2 separate regions of the Mus musculus genome follow, and region 2 is linked to region 1. Evidence: chromatin loops called from intact Hi-C (ENCODE). Cell type or tissue: heart. All regions are shown on one strand. Links, peaks and the distances in the headings refer to the core of each region. The heading gives the core; the rest is flanking DNA.

Region 1 (5,384 bases), core at 238-5,237:
AGCAGCCTTATTTATAATAGCCAAAAGCTGGAAAGAACCCAGATGCCCCTCAACAGAGGAATGGATACAGAAAATGTGGTATATTTACACAATGGAGTACTACTCAGCTATTAAAAAGAATGAATTTATGAAATTCCTAGGCAAATGGATGGACCTAGAGGGCATCATCCTGAGTGAGGTAACCCAATCACAAAGGAACTCACACAATATGTACTCACTGATAAGTGGATATTAGCCCAGAAACTTAGGATACCGAAGATATAAGATACAATTTGCGAAACGTATGAAACTCAAGAAGAACAAAGACCAAAGTGTGGACACTTTGCCCCTTCTTAGAATTGGGAATAAAACACCCATGGAAGGAGTTACAGAGACAAAGTTTGGAATTGAGACGAAAGGATGGACCATCTAAAGACTGCCATATCCAGGGATCCATCTCATAATCAGCTTCTAAACGCTGATACCATTGCATACACTAGCAAGATTTTGCTGAAAGGACCCTGATATAGCTCTCTCTTGTGAGACTACGCCGGGGCCTAGCAATCATAGAAGTGGATGCTCACAGTCAGCTATTGGATGGATCACAGGGCCCCCAATGAAGGAGCTAGAGAAAGTAGCCAAGGAGCTAAAGGGATCTGCAACCCTATAGGTGGAACAACATTATGAACTAACCAGTACCCCGGAGCTCTTGTGTCTAGCTGCATATGTATCAAAAGATGGCCTAGTTGGCCATCATTGGAAAGAGAGGCCATTGGACTTGCAAACTTTAAATGTCCCAGTATAGGGGAATGCCAGGTCCAAAAAGTGGGAGTGGGTGGCTAGAGGAGTGGGGGGAGGGTATGGGGGACTTTTGGAATAATATTGGAAATGTAAATGAGGAAAATACCTAATAAAAATATTTTTTTAAAAAAGAAATTTGTCTTCAGTTGTTCATGGTATTTTACTATAATCTATTTTTGTTTCTATAATTTTTACTCTCTATATTTTTTCTCTGGTACGAGGTGCAACCAATACTTTTAAAATCAAAGAGAGAACTCAGGGTCTTCTTGCCTCTGCTTCGCAAGTACTGTTCTTAAGGGGTACACCCTGCTCAGGTCTATCAGGTAAGTCTTGCTTCAGTTATGTGTGTATATGATACATTTGTAAATACCACAAAATATATATTTCTTATTGTGGATGTGGTTAAAAAATATCTGAAACTGGAGTGTGCTAAGCACCAGATTTGTTTTATATGAATGGTCATAACCTGTATTAAAGTTTCATTAATTTCTTCCTCATATTTGGCTGATGGCTACTATTTTTCAAGTATACCTTTAGGTCATGCTTTCTGGAGGAGCCCTTTCTTTTCTTTTTCTTTCTTTTTTGTCTTTTATAAAGTGAATTTATTTATTCACTTTATATCCCAATGTCTGACCCGCTCTCCTCCCAGTACCCCATCATCCCTCCCTCCTCGTGCCCTCACACACCACACCTCTCCTTTTCCCCCTTCCCAGCACATAAAGTCTTTGCAGTACTAAGCACATTCTCTGCTACTGAAGCCAGACAAGTTGGCCATGTTAGGGGAATATGATCCACAGGCACATAGACAACAGTTTCAGAGATAGCCCCTGCTCTAGTTGTTGGGAACCCACATGAAGATCAAGCTGCACATCTGCTACATATGGGCAGGGGAGGGAGTTAGGTTCAGTCCATACTCACTTTTTGGTTGGTTCCTTCTTTTGAACTCCCAAGGGCCCAAGTTAGTGGACTCTGTTGTTCTTCCCGTGGAGTCCCTGAATTTATTATCTGTGGATTCCATTATCCTAACTTTGTCTGGCTTCAGTGAGAGAGAATACACCTAGTCTTACAATGACTGATGTGTGTGTGTGTGTGTGGGGGGGGTTAATACCCAGTGTTGGGGGTCTCCTTTCTCAAAGAAGAAGTGGAGGGGGAACGGAAGGAAGAGCTGTGGAGGGGGGAGTATGGATGGGGAGCAGAGGTGGGCTAATACTGGAGGATAAACTCAATAAATAAATTAATTAAAAAAAAGAAAGATGAAAGCAAGCACCAGAATTCATCATAAAGTCTGCTTTCGAAAATACTCAGACACTATCATAGAGTTAATGTGGGAAAAAAATAAACATTAAAAAGCTACAAAGGCTGTGTTTCATGTGAAGGAAAGCAAAGTTGTCTTCAACACAGTGCTTTTCACAAGATCTTCAGTAAGGGAGGCAGGGGGAAAGACAAGGAGGAGAGCCCATGTATCCTGCTGTGTGCCCACAGGATTCCCTCCCTGTCTTGCAATGCTTACTAAATATGAAAACATTGCTCCATCTAGTGGTTTTTCTTAACACACATTTCTCACAGCTTCCTCTTGTTGGTTATCTTTGACCATACCAGAGAGATGGGAGGCTTTAGTTTCCTAAAGGTTCATGATAAATTTTTGTCCTTCAAGAGTTTCAAAGAATGAATTATTTATAGAGCATAGACATGAATGAAGACTTCCAGACAAAATGGCAAAAAGAAGTGTCCTGAAAAAACTCTTCTGCTACTTCATCTATCTGGAAAATTTTTGGTAGGTTTCACAAGAAATTGTTGTTTGTGAATTCAAAAGAAGACATCTCTAATAGGTAAAATGAGAGAACATGAAGGCACAGTTATGAGCCACAGCTCAAGTAAGAGTAATTCAAGTCAATGGAAACAAACTTCATCAGCTCAGGGTCAGTTTTGATTAATTGGCATTTATATATATTTTTTATGGTTTTCAATTTGCTGCATTTTGAAAGTCTGGTAATTTTTTTTTAATTAGATATCAAACATTGTAAATTTTATCCTCTATCCCCAAATGAGCACATTGAAACCTAATACCAGATGGGAGACTTGTAGTAGTTGGAGCCCTCCTGTAAGCTATCGGTGTCCTTACACATAAGGTATCACACACACACACACACACACACACACACACACCTTGTCCCCCTTTTCAGGCATGTTAACAAAGTACTATTACTGGGTGGTGTCAGGAAGTAGTCTCTTATCACTGAACCAGAGAGAAACTTTGTATTTGACCTTCCAGCCTCTAAAACTATCTCAGATATGTCTCCATGATTATAAGCCTTCTGTTTTATGATAGCCTGAACAGATAAGAAAAAATATTGATGCACTTGCCTATATATATTCTAAAATGTCACTTACCCAGTTCCACTATGTGGAAGTAACTTGATACTTTTGGTTCTCTTTTTAAATTTCCATCACTAGGTAGGTGGTACCTACAGACAGTATTTAGCTTAAGATTCTGACTTCTTTATTCCTACTACCTTTAATTCAGCATGACATTTTCAATTTCATGAGAATAAAGGATACTGCAGAGAGTTTCTGTGGTCGAAATGGCTCTGAATATTTACTACTTATAGATGTTAGATTAGTGTCTTGCTAATAGTAAGTATACGCATTCTAATTGATGCAGTTTGTAGTGTAGGGGTTATTATTATTTTTTACTCTATTTTCAACTTTGGTGACTTCCATTCATACACGATATATCTGACATCCAATTCATAATCCATACCAAAACACTTGGCTGTGTTTGATAATGAGATAGAAAAGCAAACATCCCACAACCAACACACAGAGAGAAAGAGAGGGAGAGGAGAGAGTTGAGAGGGGAGAGGGGTGAGGGGAGAGGGAGGAGGGAGGAGGGAGAGAGGGAGGAGGGAGGAGGGAGAGAGGGAAAGGGAGGAGGGAGAGAGGGAAAGGGAGGAGGGAGAGAGGGAAAGGGAGGAGGGAGAGAGGGAAAGGGAGGAGGGAGAGAGGGAAAGGGAAGAGGGAGAGAGGGAGAGGGAGAGGGAGAAGGAGAGGGAGAGGGAGGGGGAGGAGAGGGAGAGGGAGGGAGGGGGAGGGAGAGGGAGGGAGGGGGAGGGGGAGGGAGAGGGAGGGAGGGAGGGAGGGAGGGAGAGAGAGAGAGAGAGAGAGAGAGAGAGAGAGAGAGAGAAGATGATCACTTTTAACTGTCAACTTGATGCAATCTAGAATCATCTGGGAAGAGAGTCTCTGTGAAGGATTGCCTAGATCAAGTTGGCCTATAGGCACATCTTTTGGGGGAGATCATCTTGATTAAATTAACTGATGTGAGAAGGTTCATCCCAGTTTGAGTGGCCTCATTCCCTAGGTTTGGTCCACAAACTATGAAAAAACTAGAGAAGGTTTCTGCCCTGTTGACTCTCCTGCTGTTGTAAATTATAACCTGGAATTGTGACCTAAAAATAAACCCTTTCTTTCCTAAGTTCCTTTCTTTCCTAGGGTCTCATCAAAGCAACAGAAATGAAACTAGGACATATGTCAAGTCACAGGACCATCATGGGACCTGTAATCATTTTTACTGGAAAAAAGAATATGTAATTGCAAATCAAATACAAAGTACACACCAAGATTAGACAAGGTAAAGAGAACCTTTTTATGCAACATGACCTATGTTCCTTTCACAGATGATAGCAGTCTCTTGTAAAAATGTCAATACACTTTCAAAATTTTTTGGTTTTAATTTTGTGACATTTCAATGAGAATTAAATAACTTGTAATATAAGGTTATTTTAAAATATTAATAAAATTTTGAATTATTACTAGGAAATTTCACAAATTCTGGTTATACTCGAATTTCCATGTTTTCATTAAAAAGATACAGAAGTCAGAGAAGGAAAAGCCAATCAATACCTTACAAGTATCAAATTTCACATTTGTTCCATCCTATTAAAAGCAACTCTTCCTGTAGGTTTCTTTAACTCTGATGACACAGGAAATGTGAGTTTTCCAGAGGCTGTGTAGATCGTGGGTCACTGTGAGGAAACAATGAAGCAGATATCAGAGCATGAATAAGTGCTGCTCTGAGCCCTCATCTGCCCTGCCTTGACCTCCTGCTGTTAACAGCAACTACAGAAAGCTGTAGAGTCAGCATCAGCAAGCATGCAACATCAGCAACAGTTTCTGTCATTCACAAGTGCTGGCTTTTAAGATATGAAGAACCCTTCCCAGTGAAAACAAGTCTGAGATCCTTAGATTAGAGTCACTCATGGTTCTCTTCTCAATAAGAATCCAGGTCTGAACTCACTCTCATTGGTTGGAGGTGATGCAGACAAAGCACACCATGGTTAATGTTAATGATATTATGCAAAACTCAAATCTGTGTGTATATCAACATTTGATGATTCTCAAAGGAAATGGTTGGTGATGATCACTTTAAATCAATCACAGTAAGTGATATTTGTCTTTGCTATTAAAGGGGCTTCAAGCCTGGAGCCCATGCATGCAGTGTTTATTCTATGAACTCCCTACTGGTGGACATCTGGTTGGCTCCCAATTGCTTGCTAATTCACACATAATGCCTCCTTCATTTTGCCTTTTCATCACAAGCAAAT
Region 2 (5,384 bases), core at 315-5,314, 400 kb before region 1:
AAAAGTTTCTACAATAGCCACAAATAATATAAAATATCATAGTGTAACTCTTACCAAGCAAGAGACCTGTATGACAAGAACTTCAAGTCTCTGAAGAAAGAAATTGAGGAAGATATCAGAGGATAGAAAGATTTTCTATGTTCATGAGTCAGAAGTATTAACATAGCAAAAATGGTCATCTTACCAAAAGCAATCTACAGATTCAATGCAATTTCCATCAAATTTACAACACAATTCTTTATAAACCTTGAAAGAGCAATTCTTGACTTTACATGAAAAACAAATACAAAACAAAACAATAATAAGAACAAAAATAACAAAAGCCAGGATAGCTAAGACAATCCTATACAAAGAAATTCAACTGGTATTTCCAACCCCGATTTCAAGTTATACTATAGTACAATAGTAATAAAGACCACATGGTATTGACATAAAACCAGACAAGATAATTAATGCAATAAGATCAAAGACCATAAATAAACCTATATACCTATAAACGCTTGAATTTTGACAAAAATATCAAAACCAGTAGACAAAAGAAAACACTTTCAACAAATGGTGCTGACCTAAATGGATGTCTGCATATAGAAGAATTAAAATAGACTCATATTTATCATCCTGTACAAAGCTCAAGTCCAAGTGTATCAAAGACCTTACTATAAAACTGAATACAGAAGGAGAAGCAAAACAGTCATGGGAGGAGGATAGAGGGAGCGAACTGAGTGGGAGAAGCGGTGGAATGGGGATCAGGTGTGGGGAGAGGTGATATGGGAGAGGGCTGGGAGTGAGAACAACAAGAGATGAGGGGCATCTATCTCTAGGAGTAGCTGAAGACCTGGGACAGGGGAGGCTCTGGCAAGTCTATGGATGTAACCCTAGCTGAGATTTCTACTAGTGCGGCACTTGGGAACTAAAGTTACCACCCTCTGTGGATAAAAATGGAGCAGAGATTGAGGGAATGGTCAAGTGATAACTGGCCCAACTTGAGTCATACCCCATGTAAAAGAACTAATCCCTGATACTATTAATGATACTCTACTATGCTTACAGACAGGAACCTAGCATAATGGTCTCCTGAGAGGTATCATCCAGCAAGGGATTCAAACAGAAGAGGAGACTTATACCCAAACATGAGGCAGAGCTCGGTGAGTCTTGTGGAAGAGTGGGGAATAGACTTGAGTGAAACAGAGGAGTGAAGGACACCGCAAGAAGACCTACAAAGTCAACTAACCTGGGCTCACGTGGGCTCACAGAGACTAATCTAACAATCAAAGAGCATACAGGGGTTGTACCTACCCTCCCCCCACCCCAACACACACGTTTGTAGCAGATATTCAGCTTGGTCTTCATGTGGGTCACCTAATAATTGGAGTGGAGGCTGTCTCTGACTCTGTTGCCTGCCATTGGATCCCTTTCCCCTAACTGGACTGTCTGGTTGGGCCCTAGTGGGAGAGGATGTGCTTAGTCCTACTATGACTGGATGTGCCAGAGTTGGGTGGTACCCAAGGGGGCTTCCCCTTCTCTGAGGAAAAGGGGAGAGGGTAATGGTGGAGGGGCTTGTAAGGGTGGGATTGGGAGGAAAGAAACAACAGGGAGGCCTTGATAGGAATGGAAAGTGAACAAATAAATAAATTGTTAAAAACCCTCCAGTGTTCTGAAGCACGGGAAAGACTTCTCAGCTCTCCCTGCTCTACCCATCCCCCACTCCCTCAGCTCCCACTCCAAGCTCTGCTCTGAGGAGCCACCAAAGCAAATTCCATTGCGCTCATTTAGCAGTAGTGGCCTGATTTAACATGACCTCAAGTTAAATTGCTTTCACTAATGCAAACTTAATTGGGGTTCTTTTAATCCCTAGAAGTGATTCTCTTGTTTGGGCCTAGAGTCGGCTCCAATAGGAACATGGTGGTTGCTGGTGGAGGATTTAAAGTGGTGGCTTCTTAGAGAATTTCAGGAATGCAGCAATGCTGTGAGTCCACTGTAGACACCAGCTAGTGGCTTTGAACTATCTCCTCAGAAATGTTTAAAAAAAAAAAAAAACTAAAAAATAAAACACAGTTTCATGTTATCATATCTATTCCCTTTGGGGCCAGGAAATTCTCAGACTGCACTTTCTCCAATAAAAATATTTGGGGGATAAAGCAGATGAGATTGCAACCAGAAAAGACAGAAGCTGGAGTCTCATTCCTAAAATAACTCTTAAAATTCAGCTCTAAATTTCTCTGTCAAGCTCAGGGTACATGAGGTGAAACTACAAAATAGGCCTGCTTCAGTGTGACTTCCAAATATGGTGATAGCTGGCTTGTGTTTTTTGTGAATAATCACAAAAATACCCTCCTCATCTATAAGCAGGAAGACAGACAGAGACCTCATTCCTCCCCCAGTAGCTGTGGTAGAAGCCTGTCATCAGATCCAGCTCCTCTAACGGGAGCTGTTTCAAAAGAGCAAGAGAAAGAAACCTAGTGTCTGGCCTGCCCAATCTTCTCCCTGCCACATCCTGTCACTCTCATACTGGTTCTGCATAACTTGTCAATTAGTGCACGTCCACTGCAGACTGGTTGATACAGTTCACTGATAAGAATACTAATAAGTCAGAGAAGGTTAGCCAATTTGGCTCCAAACCAGTATGCCCAGACCTAGCTTCAGCCTTAATTTAGCCAAAGCCAGCTCTTCTCCCCAGCCCTCTCTAAGTAAAGTGTTTCTATGGGCCTGGTCCACTATCCTCTTTGTAGAATCTTTTTGATCTTTCCAAACTAAGCTTCAGCTGAATTGTCCTCATCCATGCTGATCCATCGCCTGTGCTTCGTGTCAATCAGCACTGCTTTTGATCTTGGACTCTCAATGCACAGTGACCCTTTCTCTACTCCACAGAAATCAGCTTGGTACGCCAAATGTCTGTGATGGCTATTCTCATAGCCGTCTCAATAGATCTCCTTTTGTACTAAACCTGTTCATCAGAAGGAAGTCATTCAGTGATTCCCTCCCCCACACCCACTGGGACAGGAGCTCTTTCAAGACCCATGTCATGGTCTCCAGTGTAAGGAAAGTCTGGGGCACTTTAGAAGCAGCAATTTGATCCTCATAGCAGCAATCTCAGGACCAGCCCTGCCCAATCCAGAAAGCAATTGAGGAAAGGTGGGAATCAGGTGAGAATCCTTTCCTTTGTGTCATCTCCTGGCAACATGTTTGGTCCTCAGCCCTTGGGGCACTGATCTTGGACACATTGTTTAGGACAAGACACTGAGAAGAACAGCACACGGTAGACAATTTGTGTCTCCCTTTGTGTTTTCTAGCCTGGTCTGGAAGCCAAACAATTAGGAACAAGGCTACAAGAACTTGACAAATGGCCAGCAGAGGGCGACTCTGGAAACAGGTGAATATGGATAGACAGGAGGATCCAGGCCTGGGCTGCTGCCCTAGCACACCAGCCCTCAAATGAACAACTCTGGAGGTGTCAGGGTTAGTCCAGCTGCTGCAGTGAGCGTCAGAACTTTGCATTCATCTCAGGAAATTGATCTGATGTGCAAAAGGTCCTTCACCGTGTTTATTCAGCTGCCCTTACCTGTCAACCCTCACCCCATCCTCTAGTCAAACAAATCAATCAGAAACATCAGTTGCTAGAGGAACACAAATACAGGCAGCACTGGGATTGGGCCTAGAGGGCTGAGTTCTTTTTCTGCTGCTCTGGGTTACAAACACATTCCAAAAATATAACTCTGCCCACACCATGGCAAAGCTGCCTTTGATAAAACACACAGTGTACGGTATACAATGTTGACACATAACAGATGGAACTTTGAATTTTTGAAATGTGCTCTCCGTAAAGGGGAACTAGACACGATACATTAAATTCTTGGTTAGAATGTAGACTCTTCCCTATATGACCAAAACAGTCAACACAGGAATCCTGTTTTTTCACTCTTTTATGTGTCCCCATGTCCTTCTGTGACTAATAGTCCCCAGAATTCACTTTTCTCACTGACCAAGTAAAACTGAGTTTATTGGTCATATGTATCTCCCATCTGGCTGAGAAACAGCGGTACAGGATGGTACGACGGTGTGAACATCCAAGACCTGCGGGCAATATGGTAGTGGGTTCAGCGATGGTGCAAAAGCTATTGATGGAAGCAAGTGGACAGTTTCCCTTAGCCTCCTTACATAAAGCTATAGGCTAAGTGAAAAAGGTGGGTGTGCTATAACAAGCAGGCTTTAAGACAAGCTCCAACTGACCACAGCCTGTAAACCCTTCCTAAGTGGATCACAAAAATGCTCCTTCTAAGCTCACCTGGAACTGCAGATAGGCATTTTTAAAGAGTTCAAATAAATTCAGGATGTTCTTGGGGGCGGAGATGTCCACCCCCACAGGCTTCTGTTTCCATGATGGCACCCGTGCTCTGCCAGATTGTACTCTACACTGAGAGCTGCAGGTTCAGCACTGCCATGATAACCCCAAATTGTGTTATTGGGTTGTAATAGATGTGACTGGCACTTGCTCAGTTTCATATTTAATCCATGCCAACACTTGACTTTCTTTTGTTCTGGAAGAAAAATATAAGGAAAGGTAGGGAGGAAAACGCTGTCAGGGAAGCAGGTCTTAGAATCACCTGGCCTTTGATTTCATCCAGAGAGCGTCTTCAGATTCTTGAATTGATAGCAGGTAAAGAGGACCTTGGAAGGAGGAAATGAATATTATCTTGACTGTCTCAATATCTTATCAAGGCCTTCCTATTCTAAAAGGCTTCTTGGAACAGGAAGACGTTGAAGGGGCTTTTCTGGCTCAAGAAAGCTAATGCATGTTGTGTTTTTGTGTCCATGTTAGCAAGTCCATTGGTTCCATCCTTGTTTGGTTCAGGCTGGTGAGACTTTACAGGTGTAACTTCTGACATTTCTAGAAGACACAGTCTCACAGAGAACTCCTTAATCCTCCATCTCTTAGAACCTCTGTCATCACTCCCAGTGATTCCTGGCCTTCAGGTACTGGAGCACTTGAAGATAAATGGAGCAGGGAGAACTAGACTCCACACCTCTGCAGTTTGATGAGTTGTAGTTTTCATAAATGGTCTCTGTCTGTTCCAAAAGGAAGATTTCTTTATTGGAGAGGACTACACTCATCTGTAGATATAAGGACAAATATTTAGAATGTAATTAGGGACTATGATGATATAGCAAAATGGTAGCTGCAGGTTCGCCTTCAAGATCGATGACTTCACTAGCTTTGGGTAGCTGGCATAATTTCCATTCCAGGCATAATGTATTAGGCAGACTTTAAGTACAATTAGATGTCTATTGTCTGACACCAAGGTATGTATGCCACCAGTATACCATTAGGGTTATTATGCCATGCTGGTCATTGTTGCCATTCACAGCATCACAGCTGGCCACATGAG

What was found. Peaks named below come from ENCODE experiments on the same cell type or tissue, not always from the same donor. Only the 100,000 strongest peaks of a DNase experiment are listed, where the experiment ranks them.
Region 2: a loop joins it to region 1, with 8 times the contacts of the local background. A loop is called at or near these places in 3 of 42 quality-filtered maps.

What each region holds. Positions count from the first base shown.
Region 1 is chr15:61,094,313-61,099,696 of GRCm38, forward strand. No RefSeq gene overlaps it. Among named protein-coding and RNA genes, the nearest start is that of Gm38563, 60 kb to the right of the region's middle. In heart, for the core only: a CTCF peak has its summit at 2,328 (motif pointing left); no DNase peak of the experiment used is centred there.
Region 2 is chr15:60,690,572-60,695,955 of GRCm38, forward strand. No RefSeq gene overlaps it. Among named protein-coding and RNA genes, the nearest start is that of Gm23835, 11 kb to the right of the region's middle. In heart, for the core only: a CTCF peak has its summit at 3,346 (motif pointing right); no DNase peak of the experiment used is centred there; H3K27ac peaks cover 1,700 bases.